Linked DNA regions of Mus musculus: region 2 is linked to region 1. The links are chromatin loops, found by intact Hi-C in ENCODE. Cell type or tissue: gastrocnemius. All regions are shown on one strand. Each heading gives the region's core, and the rest is flanking DNA. Links, peaks and the distances in the headings are about the cores only. Region 1 overlaps Nek1 (NIMA (never in mitosis gene a)-related expressed kinase 1). Region 2 overlaps Palld (palladin, cytoskeletal associated protein).

Region 1 (8,344 bases), core at 125-8,124:
TCAATTCAGAATAAGCTAATTTTTAACCATGGACCAAATTCAGCCAGGTAGCACACACCTTTAATCCCAGCACTTGGGAGGTAGAGGCTGTCAGATCTCTTTGTGTTCAAGGGCACCAAGGTCTACAGAGAGAGTTCCAAGATAGTCAGAGTAACAGAGAGAAAGTCTGTCTTAAAAAGCTAAGAAACTGGGGGCTGGAGAGATAGATGGCTCAGGGGTTAAGAGCACTGATTGCTCTTTCAGAGGTCCTGAGTTCAATTCTCAACAGCCACATGGTGGCTCACAACCATCTGCAATAGAATCCAATGCCCTCTTCTGGTGTGTCTGAAGACAGAAACAGTATACTCACATTCATAAAATAGATAAATTTTTGTCTTAAAAAAAAAAGAAAAGAAAAAGCAACCAATCAACAAACAAAAGCAAAACCATGCACCAAATCCTGAGTTACTGCTTATTGACCAGGAAGTAATAAGTACTACTCATATAAAATTGAAGTACTTACAGTGCTATATCACGTTTACCTAAGTACTGACTTGTAAAAAAAGATTCGAATTGAATTTCTGAAACATCTTGAAAGACAGGAAACAACACAAATTGAGGACAGTATATATATGCATATCTATACATACAGGTGAAAGAAACAAAACATACTTTTGTCCACATCATAACTCTGAGAGAAGAAACAAGAATGGTTAGCAGTCCATTTTGAAAACCACCTCTTGTCTACTTCAACACTGAGAGGCTAGTGCGAGCAACAGACATGTGAATTGACAGTTTAACTGCAAGCTGAGCAACAGCTGGCTCACTGTCAAGAGAAAAATGACAGTACAAAGGATATGCATCCGTTCCTACAGCTGTGCAAAAACTCACTCCAAACTAAGCAGCTTAAAACAATATCGGTTTATTATCTAATTCCCTGGTTTAGGCAGGTATATGATTTAGGTAGGTATATTAAGCTCTAAGTCAGAGGGGGCTACATTCATATCTGAGGCTCAGCATCTCAGAGCTCTCTGGCTCTAGGAGAGTCGTTTCTCCTTAGTTACTGGCTAGAGATCAGTTATAATCCAGAAGCCAGCTATGCTTTCTTGCCACATCCATGCTGGTGGCTACCGTCCAGGTCAGCAGACACATGTTCCTACGCTTCTTTTCCCTTTCCAGTCTCCTATAAAGGAGTCGCTCTGTCAGTGTAATCACGGGAGTGCCCCTTTATCACATAATGTAATCTAGTAACAGGAGCTACCATCAGCAAGTTCTACTCAGAACCCAAGGGGAGGGAACGCAGGGTGCACATCCTAGGGAAGGGAATCCCTGGGACTGGTTCAGGATTAAGCTTATGAGTATCGAATACAGGCCTGTACTTCTGAAAGCAAAGGGGGAGAAGGCAGCTGACAGAACAAGGATGGCTGAAGACATTTCTGAGAAAGCAGGGAAGCTCTGGGCTTTGAAAATAAACTCAAAACAGTTAAGTTCTCCAAGGTTCCAGAGTCACATTTGCCTAAAGGGAACATGTGAACCAAAGAAACTAGGTAAATGGCTGTTGAGGTGACTGGCTATCCAGGTAAAAGAATGGAGGCAGAGAGGCAGTGGACAAAGAGGGGAGCTGGCAATGGAGAAAGGAGAGTAAGTGGAAGACAGGAGAATCAGCAGGTGCAGTGCACACACTTAGGAAGTCAGTCCTGCTGCTCAGCAGAAGTGGGGCAGAAGAGCACCATAGAGGTGGGGACAGCTATCCTGGAGAGTCTAGCAGTGGCCAGTTAAGGAAATCTTCTGAGAATTAATTTTCAAGGTTATGTGAAAAGTTCTAATGAGCATATTTGATTTTGTATTTGATTTGTGAAATTCCCTTGGGGGTAAAATCTGTATTACAGCCACCACATGAAAGTTTTAACCGATTTTATAAATGTCACACACGAATTATTGTTTATTATTACATTACATATTAAATATACACAGATAAGGAATAAAGCATAATAAATGCTACAGAATTCTAGATAAATGTTATTGGTACATGAAGAAAGTCATACACATTTTACAGAAGAGGAGACTGTAGACAAACAACAGTTTACTCGATTGGGATCAAATGCCTACCTTTACTTCACCGCTTCCACCAGCCCTTAAAACATTCCTCCATCCTTGTTCCCTGGCCCTATTTATCCTCTCCAACTTTTGGGGAAAGAAAAATAAACAAAATACCATTTCAACTACTTAATATAAAACATATAGAATACATTTAGCAATAACATACAAGTCAGTGTGCTTCCTTAAATAAGGCACGTGTGGGGAGGGGCAGATGCACTGTGGAGACATCTCTTACCCGCTGCTTCTCTTGCCGCTTCATCTGCTCAGCCTTCAGGAACCTAATCTGTAACAGTTTCAGACATTTTCTCAGAACCCGGTTCTTATCCCCTACAGCCAGGCAAAGGGAGAAACACAAGGCAAACAACTACCTGATCCTTTTGCTTCTTTTCTTTCTCAATAAATTCCAACCTTCTTTTTTTTGCTGCTTCCTTAAACAAAAGGAGAATATTTATATCAATATATACATATATATTTTTTTAAAGACAGGGTTTTTCTGTGTAGCCTTGATTGTCCTGAACTTGCTTTGTAGAACAGGCTGGCGTCAGACTGAGGTCTGCTGGACTCTGCATCCAGAGGGCTGAAATTAAAGATGTGCGCCACTACTGCCCAGCTCTATTAATAATCTCTACTTTTTATATTTTCATCAAGAAAATATATCAACACGAGAGTGACACCAAAAGAAATAAGGAGATGTGAAATGAAGAAAGCAAGATATTGTAAATATTTGAAAGAAACAAGGTGGAAAGGGTTAGAGGCTCTGTAACAGTGATTCTCAACCTATGGGTCGTGACCCCTGGGAAGATAAAATGACATTTTCACAGGGGTCACATATCAGATATTACGTTACGGTTCATAACAGTAGCAAAATTACAGTAAGAAAGTAGCAGTGAAAATAATTTTATGGTTGGGCGTCACCACAACATGAGGAACTGTATTAAAGGGTCAAAGCAATTAGGTTGAGAAGCACTGCTCTATAACATTAGTGGGTTTGCTGTTGTCTTAAGAACTATTTTGAAAAGCTTTAAAATAAACACACATGTGTCTTTATACCTCAGACATTTTCTTCCTTTCTTCTCCAGAATTCATTTTCTTCACGGGAATTTGATGGGCCTGGACAAATAAAATAAAATAAAGCTACGAATTAGATAAATTAGGCAAGACACTCATTTGGAAATTACAAATTTGTGGAAGTTTAAAGTAGGAAAAGTTAAAGCCAATACGGTCATAAATGTTTCAAAATTTGTTGTACTACCTTTTGATATGCCTTTCACTAAAGAAACTGGAATATGACCCTCAAAGAAATCATGAAAATGGGCTCCTTATCATCAAACTAGTTTTGTTTTCACAACATATTTTTAAAATATTTAATGATTTATTTAAAAACAATTTAGTGGTGGTGTACACTTTTAATCCCAGCACTCAGGAGGCAGAGGCAGGTGGATTTCTGAGTTCGAGGCCAGCCTGGTCTACAGAGTGAGTTCCAGGACAGCCAGGGCTACACAGAGAAACACTGTCTTGAAAAACCAATATATAATTATATATATATAATTATTTTATTCAATATTTAAATTTTTAACATGTATTCAGTACATTTTTATCATGTATACTCCCAAATTCTCACCTCTAACACTTTTTGTATCACCAAGCCCCAACATGATTTTGAGCCATGTACATTCTTTCTTATCTCTCCCCACCAATTCCTCCTGGGTCCCCATCAACACACATACCTATTTCAATTTCCTCTCTTTTTTGTTTTTATAACTGAGTCTAATAACCCATATATGCCCATGTGTGTGTGGGGGGGGGTCTAGCCAATGAATCACCAGCAACATATTAAGGGCACACACCCAAAGAAAAGTGACTCCCCTCCTCCAGCAGCAATCAAATTCAGGTTGTCAGACTTTGTCGTGAGTCGACTAGCCCAAGAAGAAGGTGTTCAAGATGGCTGCATATTATCGATGGGTTATAAATTATTTGATCTTCTCTATTGTCTTACATAGAGAGTATTTATGGGATAAAATGCCAAGCTGGCCCTCTGAGATCATCTGATTACTTTCAGAATGCTATTTCTACACTGAAGAGATACACAGAAATACCATACTAAGGAAATTGTTCTGGTTTCTGTCACCTACAAAACAAAAACAAATGAAAGTGAGCCCACTGCTAACACATGCTCCTGCAGCTCCCTCTGGTGGCTTAGTGTCAGCAGCCTTAAAGAAATGCCTGCACCTCCAGTGAAAATATGCCAACCTCCCATAAACTACTGCAAATCTCAATATAAAAGATGTTTCATAGTTTTTCAGGGAAGTGGCCTTTTTTAAGAAAACTAATTTAAAAAGGAATCATTCAAGAAAAGTGAGCAATAGGCACTTACTATCTCCCAGTCAGGCAGTGTGCTACTAGCTGACACCACCTCAGCTCTTCAGGAAGAAAGAAAGAGCAAGGGTTCTGGGAGATGAGGAGGCTGTGGAAGCCTGCTTCAGAAAACTAAAATACCGCAAAACTTGCTGCTTCCTCAGTCTATATCTGTGGTATGACGCTTGACAGGTTTCCTATCTATTTGGTTGCTATGTTTTGTTTCTATAATTCTTTAAAATTTTCATAACTTTACTTCGATTCTCTTTTGTTGTAGTAAAATATACAGAATAAAATCCTTTTTACCACTGCAAGTGTATGTTCTGTGTCATCAAGCAAATAGTCTCTGTTGTACAGTGAATTTGTGTTAGGTTACATCTTTTACAAACAAGTTATGGCACATCTCAAGTGTTGGTTACTATTTAGTTTTCAATGGGTTGGCTTAGAAAAATCAGGCTTATTTGCTTAAAAAAATTCAGAAAGTGGTGGACTTGGTGGCACATGCCTTTAGTCCCAACACCTGGGAGACAGAGGCAAGAAGATTTCTATGAGTTCCAGGCAAGGCTGGTCTACAAGGTGAGTTCTAGGACAGCCAAGGCTATTACACAGAAAGACCCGGTCCCAAAAATAACAGAACCAAAAAACAATTTAAAAAGTGATAACCTTGCCTAAAACCCCAAAGCCAGTAGGTAGCCTTTATCATCTGAGCCAGTTTCTCCATCACTCAGGTTATGACAGGTGGAATCTATTATTCTGAATATTAGTACTAGGAATACAAAATTTCCACTGCATGCAGCTTGTGTACATGGAATACTAACTGAAAATGAAGGAAGCATTAATAAAAACACTTTATTTGAGTCCATCAGCTATACAAAAAACCACATGGTTTCAGTCCTGGTCAATAAGGGACCTTTACCATATTATTAATTCAGCCCCCATTTCCTTCTTTTTTACAGACTAGTGTGTGGCCAAGAGGTAAAACAAGTCTATTTCTACAGGTTCACACAAGTGTGTATTTCTTATTGATTTAAAGACACAAGTATGTCTGCCCTCTTTTACCCATGGCCAATATGAGTTTTATCCCCAAGAAATCAGACAAGCTATGCATGTCTATATTACAACTGTTAAACATAGGTTGCATGTGTAAATACTATTTGGAATAAATAGGTCTTGAAAATATCTATGAAATAAATTTACTTTTAATTAATATTTTTTTAAAAATCTATAAAAAATGAAACATGTTTGTAAAGAAATTTTGGTATGGAACATAAAATTTTTTAAAAGCATATTTGTAGCAGTGAAGTCAACTTAACTGATTTCATAGCAATAGACTATAATGCAATTTTGATGACAACAAGTGAAATACATAGAATTTGCTTAAAGAAAGGCATTGTTTGGATACTGAAAATGTGTTTCTCCCTTCTTTTATTTTTCAAAGTTGTCAAAAGCACAGTAAGTCAATTTCAGATTTATCCAAATACTTCATGGAAAAAAATGACATGATTATATTAAAATAACTTCAAATACCAATGTGCTTCACAAGAAACCAAGTTGTTATCACCCAAATTATCTATGTATGCAAAGAATCTATTTCAAAAGTTGTTTTTTATTTATTACTAGATGCTGAAATACTTACTCTAAATCATTATCCACACAAAAGCCAGGCTTTCTGATGTTTATCCGTAACCTTAGAAGCTGTGGGCCAGTAACCTAGTCAAAATAGTGAGTTTCTGGCTTCCTGAGAGACCCTGTCTCAAGAAATAAAGTGTAGAGGGACAGAAGGTACCTGAAGTTGATGGCTGGCTACCACATACACACATATATTATACACAGCACATACACACATACATTATATACCATACCCACGAAGGAACATCTCAAAGAACACTGGTTTAGTTGTGCCTAAAAGTAGGGGTTTTATTTGTCCTTTCATCCTATTTAGTATAGTTAGAAAATAAAGGGGATTGCTTTCCTAATAGGAATTTAATTCATTCAATCGTTTATTCATTTAAAAAAACTGAGAAACTTGCCATTTTGTGCAAACATGTATAAAACTGCCCAAAAGATGACATTCTAATAAACATGGCATTAGAAGAATATACATAAGGTCCTGAAGAAGTTCTGATAAGGAGATTTGTCCTATTGTCCATTGGCAGGGGCAGAAGACCATGAGGAAAAAAATGAAAAAGGTCTGTGGTAAAGAGTATTAGCATATTTATAACATTTCTATCCCTTTGATCACTGGGAAACTTTAAACATAAATGCCACTGCTGCCAATGTGACAGTGTCCTTGGCTATGATGCCAGCATCCTATTTGTTAATCTAGAAGGTAAAGCTAGAGCACTCATCGTAAACAAGTGGCTCCTGTAGGTTTTTGTTCCCTCAAGGGATTTTATTGTTTCCATAGTTAAATGATAAGCGATGAGAACATAAGTATTTTACCCGGCAAGGGCTTATAAGAAAACAGTGCGATACTGAAGGGACTTGGGCCTACAAAAGGCAAAAAAAAACACTCAAAAGGAGGGGAGGGAACAGATCAAACAAAAGAGAGGACAACGTGCTTACAGGGCATGGTCAGTAACTGGTGAGAGGCCCACTTAGCTGCTATGCTGAATCTAGGAGCAGGAAAAGGTGGAATCCTGAGAGTTCCACATCACCTAAGTGCGAGCACGGAATTTACACAGCAGTACTTTGGACATGGATCTAGTATATACATTTTTACTTCCAAGAGCCTGTTTCTAATCTAATAATTTCAATTTTTAGATTATAATAGGAAGTTAAAGAGATTTTATTAAGTTTTAGTGTGTTTAGCTACTAATGATCCTAGCAAGCTATGGGTCTTTTCTAACTAACTAATAAATAAATAAATAAACAAATAAATAAATAAATAATGAGAATTTTTTTTATGATTGATTTTATCATAACATTCTCTGGTGTGATTAAGGAAGTCTACTATTATCATTTTGTCTCCAGTTGTTTCTCAGTACTCATGAACTTGCTACAAATGATAGGAAGGACAGGAGAGACAGCCCAGTAGTTAAGAGCACATTTGATGCTCTTCCATAGGACCTTCTTTCAAGTCCCATCACCCACATGGTGGCTCACAACCATTTGTAATTCTAGTCTCAGGAGATCCAATGCAGTCTTCTGGTTTTCATGGGCACTGCAAATGCAGCAGTGCACAAACGTACATGCAGGCAAAACAATCATACACATAAAAGTAAAAACAAAATCTTACTAAAAGTACAAATAAAGAGAAGATGATTTTTCTAACATGAGTTTCACTAAGATGTTGGATATCAGTTCTTTGAAAAAACTAAGGTCTCAAAGTGACGTGATGCCTAAGTTACCACTCATTTATTCACTTATTCAATAAATATGTATAGAAAGCTTATTACAGGTCAGAATATATTTTCAGTGGCAATTTTTGGTGACCAATATAATAAAACCTTCATACTCCTGAGGTTTATACACAGAGATAGGAGAAACACTATTACTAAACAAACAAGCATTTGATAATAATGTGGAGACAAACAAAGCACAGTAGATTCCCAACATAGATTACAAATGTGGGAAAGAGGTGGCTATTATTGATACGGTATAATCACAAAGTGAATTGTGAATACAGATATTGTCTTTAGTTATCTTTTATTATTCTTTTCTATTAGTGTGATAAAACACCATGAACAGGGCATCTTAGAAAGTGTCTAATTTGGGTAATGGTTTCAGAGGGTGTGAGTCCACAATGGCATGGACAGAGTAGAGTGCAGAAACAACAGAGAGCTCACATCTTGGTGCATAACCTTGAGGCAGAGAGAGAACACTGGAAATCACATGAGACTTTTGAAACTTCAAAACCTGCCCCCAGAGACACACCTCTTCCAACAAGGCCATCCATCCTAATCCTTTC
Region 2 (8,344 bases), core at 332-8,331, 470 kb before region 1:
GGGTCAGGGGCTTTAGCTCAATCCTAAAATTTTACTTTGAAGCAATCAAATTTATTTGCTTATTCTTTCTTTTTTAAAATAAATTTGGACTTCTAAGAACATACAGAAAAGAAAATAATTACTAATGTAGTACATCTTACAGAATAAAACACAAGTTGAATATCAATGCATTTACTTTATTTTTCATCAAGAATTAATATATGGAGGAGTGGTTGTGGCTCATGCCTTTGATCCGAAAAGTCAAAAGGTAGAAGCAGGTGGATCTCTGAGGTTGAGGCTAGCCTGGTTTATATAATGAGTTCCAGGACAACCAAAAAATGAGCCTGTCACAAACAAACATAGCATGGCTCTGTCACAAACTGTCCTGAAATGCAAGACAACCAGTGGTCAATAGCATGAAATGCAGGCAGGTCAATAGCATGACCCTTACACAAATAAATAAATAAATTTAGCATTCGCTTTTTGGGGGCTTGGTAAGATAAGTGAGCCAGTACTTTGTCTGCTGCTCACACATGAGAGCTTGAATTCAGATTTCTCCAACACCCACATAGAAAGCTGGTGCTCTATAACACACTACTGGTAGGGTAGGTAGACACAGATAACCCCTAGAGCTCACCCATGCAGGGTAGCCAACCAGTGAGCTCTTTGTTCAGTAAGCCACCCTATCTTAAAAATGAGGTGCAGAACTATAGACCTCTGTCTTCTACCCACATGAGCACACACATGCACACAAACACCGCACACAGGAATTCATATGCTGAAACTACCATATGATCCAGCTGGATATAGATCCACAGGAAATGCAATCACTCATCACAGAGGTCTGCATTCTTATCACTTACAGTGTCCGTGATTTAATTTGTTTAATCCGATTCAATTTAAGTGTTCTGCAACAGATAAACAGACCTTTTTTTTTTTCTGAGTTCTTTGCTTTTTAATTACATTTTATCACTTGGTTTTTTTATTATATATTTTCTTTGTTTACGTTTCAAATATTATCCCCTTTCTCCTCCCCGTCACCCACCCACTCCTGCTTCCTGGCCCTGGCATTCCGCTACACTGGGGCATAGAACCTTCACATGACCAAAGGCCTCTCCTCCCATTGATAACCAACAAGGCCATCCTCTGATACATATGCATCTTGAGCCATGAGTTCCACCATGTGTACTCTTTGATTGGTGGTTTAGTCCCTGGGAGCTCTGGGGCTACTGGTTAGTTCATATTGTTGTTCCTCCTATGGGACCGCAGACCCCTTCAGCTCCTTCGGTCCATTCTCTAGATCCTCCATTGGGGACCCTGTGCTCAGTCCAATGAATGACTGTGAGCATCCACTTCTGTATTTGTCAGGCACTGGCAGAACCTCTCAGGAGACAGCTATATCAGGCTCCTGTCAGCAAGCTTTTGTTATCATCCACAATAGTGTCTGGGTTTGGTGGTTGTATATGGGATGGATCCCCAGATGGGGCAGTCTCTGGATGGTCTTATCTTCAGTCTCTGCTCCAATATCTTTAAAATATACATATGTAATGTATACTGAAAGAAGAAATTCCATCATTTGTGAAAGTGCAGTGTTCCTGGTGGACACTGTTAAAGATGCTACTTCCTGTAGCATCTAAAGGACCTTGCGGTGGGGGGCTTAAAGAATTCTTACTGAGGGCTGGCAGAGCAGGATTGGGAAACTGTCAATCACAGCTGGGAATGCCAGTCATCAGGAGACCAGTATTCATTCAGGAAATCCATTGTTGAGCATGCTGGTTATTACCGAGCCATCAAACACATGACAGCGACTGACAGGAGGTTGTAAATGTTCCTGCTGCACCAAAATAAGAAGAGAGAGAGAGAGAGAGAGAGAGAGAGAGAGAGAGAGAGAGAGAGAGAACAGATAAGCACCCGAGAGCATGGACGTGCCGCATGGCTCATTGTCATCATTCCACGATGTGTGTTGTGCATGGTCTAGGGCATCACGGATGCAAAATATACAAACTAAAGTTTTGGCTTGCCCATCTTCTAAATGAACACTTTAAGTGTTAAGTTAATTCACAGATATAATGTATAGGATGGCATATCCAGTCAACAAAGAAGATGATGCTATCCCGAGGTTGTTATTAACTGCAGTTTTAAAAACAGAATTATAGGCCAGGTGTGGTGCACAAACCCTTACTCCCAGCCCTCAGATGGCAGGGACCCAGGCCAGCCTGATTACACACAGGGAAACATAAGCCAGTTAGCATTACACAGACGGGCCCTGTTTCAGAAAAACAAGGAAAGGAAAGAAACTAAGGAAAATGTGTAATTTTTTTAATGTACACTGCATCCCATAGGAGTACAATTAGAGCAAGTCTGATCTTAAAACAAAAGCAGGTAGCAAGAGTGGGTGTGGCCGATATGCTGATATGTAGCGCTCTGATAACTATCTATTGCTCTAAGCAGCAACATAGACATCCTTTCACCTCTGCCATTAAAAGGATATTGAGAGTTAAAATAATCACTAGTTGAATTCACTATAACGATATGACCTGGATAGAGAAAATATGGAAGTCAGCAGGAATGGTGGCACAAGTCCGTAATCCTGGCACTGCGTTAGGCAGAAATGGGAGGATCACAAGGTCAACAGCATTCTTGGCTACGTAATAATTCGACACCAGCCTAGGCCACAAGAAGGAAGGAAAGAAAGGACACAGGTGTCCAGCCATATGAACAGACATGCCACACTGCTACCTACTTCGAAGGAAAATTTCCGTGTATTTAAGATTTGAAAGAGGAAAAAGTCATAATAAGTCAAACACCGAATGGAGCCCCTCCCGCCACAGCCCCTGCAGTACATTCACAGGCTCTATCCTTCACTCAGCTGTAAGCCTGCTCGGTGGGAACGCTTCATGATAGATAACAAGTGTGCTCTTCTCTCTGCGTCTGCACATGGATCAAGAGGACCAACTGCTCAGACTGTGGCCGACCTGTGGTGACCTTTAGTTCCTGATACCATATTGTGCTATGCTCTGCTCTCTGACTCACTGGGAGAGCTGCAGTGACAATGACGAGAACAGGGCATGCTCACTCTGCTTGAGTAACGTCGCCCCCTGGAACTGCTCCTCTGCAAACTTCCTGTTTTGAAAGGACCCGGTCAACACCTTCCTGCCCTAGGGCCACAAATCCTGCTTGTCCATTATCAAACCCAGAAAAATGGGAACAAACTATAAGCTCCCCAGGACCTGGAGCCCAGTCATAACTATCTATCTACTCTGATATTTCTGTACCACTTCTAGTGTCTTCCCACGGGGAGAGGGTACATGAGGAGAAACCACTTCCTAACTACTGCTCTTTCGAAACCCCACCCCTTTAACCCATGACGTAATTGCGCTTTTTCCCCTTACATTCTCCAGATGTGACTACATGTGTCCGAGACACCTTGTTGGTAGCAGGAATGAGTACTTACCATGGGGCAGGAGGAACTGTACGGGTTCTCTGGCTGATTTAGACAAGGCTAGTGTTTCAAAGGAACCGTTTCATAATCCAATAGTTTTATGATTGTTTTATGATCCAATAGTCTTTGGGTAGCAGAATACATCATTTCCCACTAGTAGAGTAGGAGGAAGGAGGAATATCAACTCTTCCTCACTTCTCTTCTATCCTAAAGTCAAGGGCAGCCCTATACAAAGCCAGCAGATGGCCACTGCCCCTCCCTTTAACAATGCAAGGGGGACTAGCCATTGAATGCTTTGGCCTGCTCTCTGTTCAACACAACTGCCAAGCTCTTAAGGTTTTCAGGATGTCTCCATTGTGATGCTAATTTGTCTGACTTTCTGGGCAATTTCAAATTGCTCTGGTTATTCACTTTCAAAGATTATAAAATAATAATAGGTCTGTGTCACATGCATCTCCATGGTGATGGCCAGTCCTTGGTGGGAAGCTTTCCAGCTGAGTGTTACTGTTATAAAGGCTGCACCTCCCGTGTTTCCAAAGAGCTCAGAGCTCGGTGCCATCATCACCTGGGAATGTTTATAGTCTTAGGTGAGGTAAGAAGATGACAGAAATATGTTTTAATCCCCGTTTTACTTACCTCCGAATTGTTCTAGAAAAGATGTTTAGAAGTGTATCTCTCAGTGCTCATGGGAACCACGGGAAGGTTTTAAACAAGAGAGTAACATGGAAAAGCCATTGTTTGTGCTACCGGAGGACGAACTGACTCTGGATCCGTAACTCTTGGTGATTTGATGGTTTTACTACTGGAGAAGTTCATGTGTGTCTCCTTTCTGGTGTAGGTCAGTGGGTTACCAACCCCAGATCTCAGCTGGCAACTAGATGGAAAGCCCATACGCCCCGACAGTGCTCACAAGATGCTGGTCCGTGAGAATGGGGTCCACTCCCTCATTATAGAGCCAGTCACGTCCCGGGACGCCGGCATCTACACATGTATTGCCACCAACAGAGCAGGACAGAACTCGTTTAACCTGGAGCTTGTGGTTGCTGGTAGGTGGCCTGTGATTTCTTTCTCACTGCTGAAACAAGTTAGTGGGCAAAGAAATGAATTCTGTGGTCAAGTAATGACTTTATGAGTTCCAAATTTTAAATCTTCAAAAAAAAAAAGGCATTTCAGGTGGCAGCCAGGGAATCCTGGTGCTGAAATACTCGGCACCACTAGGTGGCAGCAGTAGGTAAGGCCTGTGCGAGCCTGTTGACTTAATTAGAGCAATGCTCTCGCAGCTGCTAGCAATGACTCCGAATCTCTGAGGCCTGTCAGGCAGGCATTCTGAGGAGCAGATGGCCGGGCACTATGTGGGCCTATCAGTCTTGAATTAATTGAGGAAATAACGTGAGTGGAATGAAGCGTACAGACCTTTGCTTGAGGGGAGGGCTAACCTCTTACCACCCGACGTGAAAACAGTACTTCATCTTTCTAAAGCTCCCGAGTTCCTCGCAGTGACCCTTTGGCATGCCACTAACAGATCATTCCTCTCGTGTTCCCTTAGCTAAGGAAGCACACAAGGCCCCTGTGTTTATGGAGAAGCTACAGAACACGGGGGTTGCTGATGGATACCCAGTGCGGCTGGAATGCCGTGTCTCGGGAGTGCCGCCACCTCAGATATTTTGGAAGAAAGAAAATGAATCGCTCACTCACAGCACTGAGCGAGTAAGGTAAGACTGCACGGTGGCTTCGTCTACCTCAGAACTTGCACAGTCCCGGTGCTAGCTGAAACGACGCATCAGATACTGCATGCAAATCGGTGAGCGTAAAAGCCATGTACGTTATCATCAGTGATGTGCAAGACGAGAGCCACACTTCGTCCAAATGTAGGCTTAAGCTTTGGAAGAGAGCAATTTTGGGATGTGACAAAGCAGATTCTGACTTAACCTGGCTGCATTTTTGAAATGTGTATATCAGAAAGAAAAGATAGATTCGTTTGCTCCCATGGTGGTGGCCCAGCCTGTGGTTTTGTAAAGGCGGGTCTTCCCTTAAGAATTAGTGCATGGATTTACTCGCCCTCTTGAGGTCTGCTCTGCTCTCCCATTAACTTAATGGGGCTAGCTGCCTCTCTAGAATAAGTATGATCCTATTATCTGCTGCTCGCACAATTCCGTTTCTAATGACCTAATTAAAAATGATGCTTCATGTCCAAAGCCACTTTTTAAAAATGTAGAGCCCTAATGACTTTATCTTTTTCCGCAGCATGCACCAGGATAATCATGGCTACATCTGCCTGCTCATCCAGGGAGCCACAAAGGAAGACGCTGGGTGGTACACTGTGTCCGCCAAGAACGAAGCAGGCATTGTGTCCTGCACTGCCCGGCTGGATGTCTACAGTGAGTGCGCCTCATTTCATCTCGGTGCATTTCACACACTGAATGGTTAAGAATGAGATGGCAGAGTGATATATCTCATTACTCTAAGCTTTACATTTCTAAGTTAATATGCCAGGATTTTATTTGCCAAAAAAAAATTCATATTACTCTTTCTCTTTCTGTTTGTAGTTTCCCGACATTAATAGTGAAACCCTTCCAGGAGAACAAACACCCAAGTATCTCCAGGGTCTTTGATTGATTAGCGAGATGTGCATGTTGGTTTCTTAGGCTGGCTGGTCAGCTGCGCCTTTCTCACTTCAGCATCGTAGGGGTTAACATAAAGGCATCCGCATCTTTCACATTTTCTTATTTGTGTATTCTGCAAGTGACTGTCTCTAACCATTTCCTCCCAAATCATATTTTTTTCCGTGTCTTGGGGTAGTTTTAACATGGCTATACCTTGATTCTGGAATGTGGACTTACATAGCTAAGCGCTTTCCTCATTAAAATATCTTCAGCAGCTCTTGGCAGTAGACTCTTGAATGTGTGTATGTGTGTTTGTATACATGCATCCTAAATTAAAAAAAAAAAAACCCTACCAACTCAATTTCAGGACTACAACAGAATTATATGACCCATTGATATAAAGATAAATAAATAAAAACACTAGAAAATATTTCTTTTAATTCCAAGAAAATTACCTCTGCTTGAGAAAGTAATAGTCTTTTGAAACTTTCTCAGATGTCTGGTTCTCTTCAGTTTATTAATGTTGAGATCTATCTAGACTTCCTAACTATGATTATTATTTTTAAAAAAAAAGGGAAGGAATCTAGGTCAGATATAGGAAACTTATCAATTGCTCTGAGACTTTCCACTCTGCAGATACTAGAAGAACAAAACTTTCTGTGTTGCCTGGCTTCCCAGTCCCACAGGCACAGACAGACAGTGACTTGGGACACCTGGAAGCAAAATGCACAAGTGCCTCCGCATTGTCCACATCTCTACCATGGTTGTTCATTCTTAAACCCAGAGTCCATCTGTGGGGCACTGTAGAGGTAGCCAGCAGTTAAGAGCACTTCCTGGTCTAGCAGAAGACTCAGGCTCAGTTCCCAGCTCCCACATGGCAGCTCTTAGCTGTCTAATACCAGGGTAATCTGGTACCTTCTCCTGGCTTCCCAGGCACCAAGAACATACTCAGTGTACATACATATAGGCAAAACACACATACACACACATAGAGGCAATAGGAATATACTCAGTGTGCATATATATATATATATATATATATATACATACATACATACACACACACACATACACACACACACATACACAACCAAAACATTCACACACATAGTCATCAGAAACATTCTCAGTGCACATACCTACATGCAGGCAAAATACTCACATATATAAAAAATAAAGTTTTTAAGCAATTGTATGTCCCTGTTATATATCAAAAGACAGTTTTGTGTGTGTGCTTCTTTGGTTTTAGAGGCAGGTTATGGCTCTGCATTGCAGGCTGGCCTATAACTCACCATGCAACCCGAGCTGCCCTCAAACTTGCAGTAATCTCCTGCCTCAGCCTCCCAAGTGCTGAGATTAGGGCCACAAGACAGTCTGCATTTACTTAAGCCTCTAAGGGATTTCCAAGTATATCTTTGTTAAAAAAATCTTCATTTGCTCTCTTTCTTTGTAGCCCAGTGGCACCAGCAGCCACAGACCACCAAGCCAAAAAAAGTACGGCCCTCGGCCAGTCGCTACGCAGCACTTTCGGACCAGGGACTAGACATCAAAGCCGCTTTCCAACCTGAAGCCAGCCCATCTCACCTGACTCTGAACAGCGGCTTGGTAGAAAGTGAAGACCTGTGATGGGCGCCCTTGTTGAAGCTGAAAACTGAACGCCAGCGCTTCCACCAGCCTACTCCTCTGTCGCATTATGGGAAAGGCAGAAGTATACTTTTGACTTAGGAAATTGAAAAAAAAAAAAAACAAAACACCAAAATCATATTTTTCTTACTTAATAGAGAGTCTAAGTAGGTGATGCTTATAGAAATGTACACATTGCACAGAAAATTCACATTTATTGTCCAAGTTAAGACTTTTGGAACTGCTGTGATTAAAATGGTCTGAAATGCCAAAATGCCAAAAGAAACCAACCGTTCAAAGGTAACCACAATTGATGTTATTTAAGTGCCTTTAAATACAAGCTATAGGTGCTATAGCATGGCAGTGTGAATGTTGGAAAGATACGATGACTTTGAAGCACAGCGTCTACAGATGGCCCAGTGAACCTCATGCGCTATGGGGGGGATGAGAAAGAGAAGGGTGGAGACAGCCGAGGGAATGCCTTGTCTTTGCAAACTGCTTATGTTACATCAGAAAGAGGGAAGTCCTTGCCTTAAATTCTGTTCATATCAGGAGTTTTCCTTGTCTGTTATCTTATCAGGAAGCTTGCTTACAATCTGTGGTGAATAAAAGATTACCTTAAAGTTAATAAAGGGTTCTGGAGAAAGCAGACATTTATTACAGTCCATTCCACAAGAGGCATCCAAACCATGACCAA

The links. Hi-C counts contacts between places; a loop is a spot of excess contacts. Peaks named below come from ENCODE experiments on the same cell type or tissue, not always from the same donor. Only the 100,000 strongest peaks of a DNase experiment are listed, where the experiment ranks them.
Region 2: a loop joins it to region 1, with 7 times the contacts of the local background. A loop is called at or near these places in 22 of 42 quality-filtered maps.

Annotation. Positions count from the first base shown.
Region 1 is chr8:61,038,078-61,046,421 of GRCm38, reverse strand. Nek1 (NIMA (never in mitosis gene a)-related expressed kinase 1) reads right to left here. Exons shown (of 33, transcript NM_175089.4): 12 at 3,130-3,189; 13 at 2,448-2,507; 14 at 2,315-2,362; 15 at 2,089-2,163. Among named protein-coding and RNA genes, the nearest start is that of Nek1, 49 kb to the right of the region's middle. In gastrocnemius, for the core only: a CTCF peak has its summit at 4,274 (motif pointing left); a DNase peak (open chromatin) is centred at 4,267.
Region 2 is chr8:61,512,658-61,521,001 of GRCm38, reverse strand. It overlaps Palld (palladin, cytoskeletal associated protein), which reads left to right. Exons shown (of 22, transcript NM_001293772.2): 19 at 4,260-4,467; 20 at 4,968-5,133; 21 at 5,666-5,799; 22 at 7,478-8,344. The coding sequence ends at 7,650. Among named protein-coding and RNA genes, the nearest start is that of Cbr4, 29 kb to the right of the region's middle. In gastrocnemius, for the core only: a CTCF peak has its summit at 4,638 (motif pointing right); DNase peaks (open chromatin) are centred at 3,899, 4,378, 4,679, 5,757 and 1 more place; H3K27ac peaks cover 209 bases.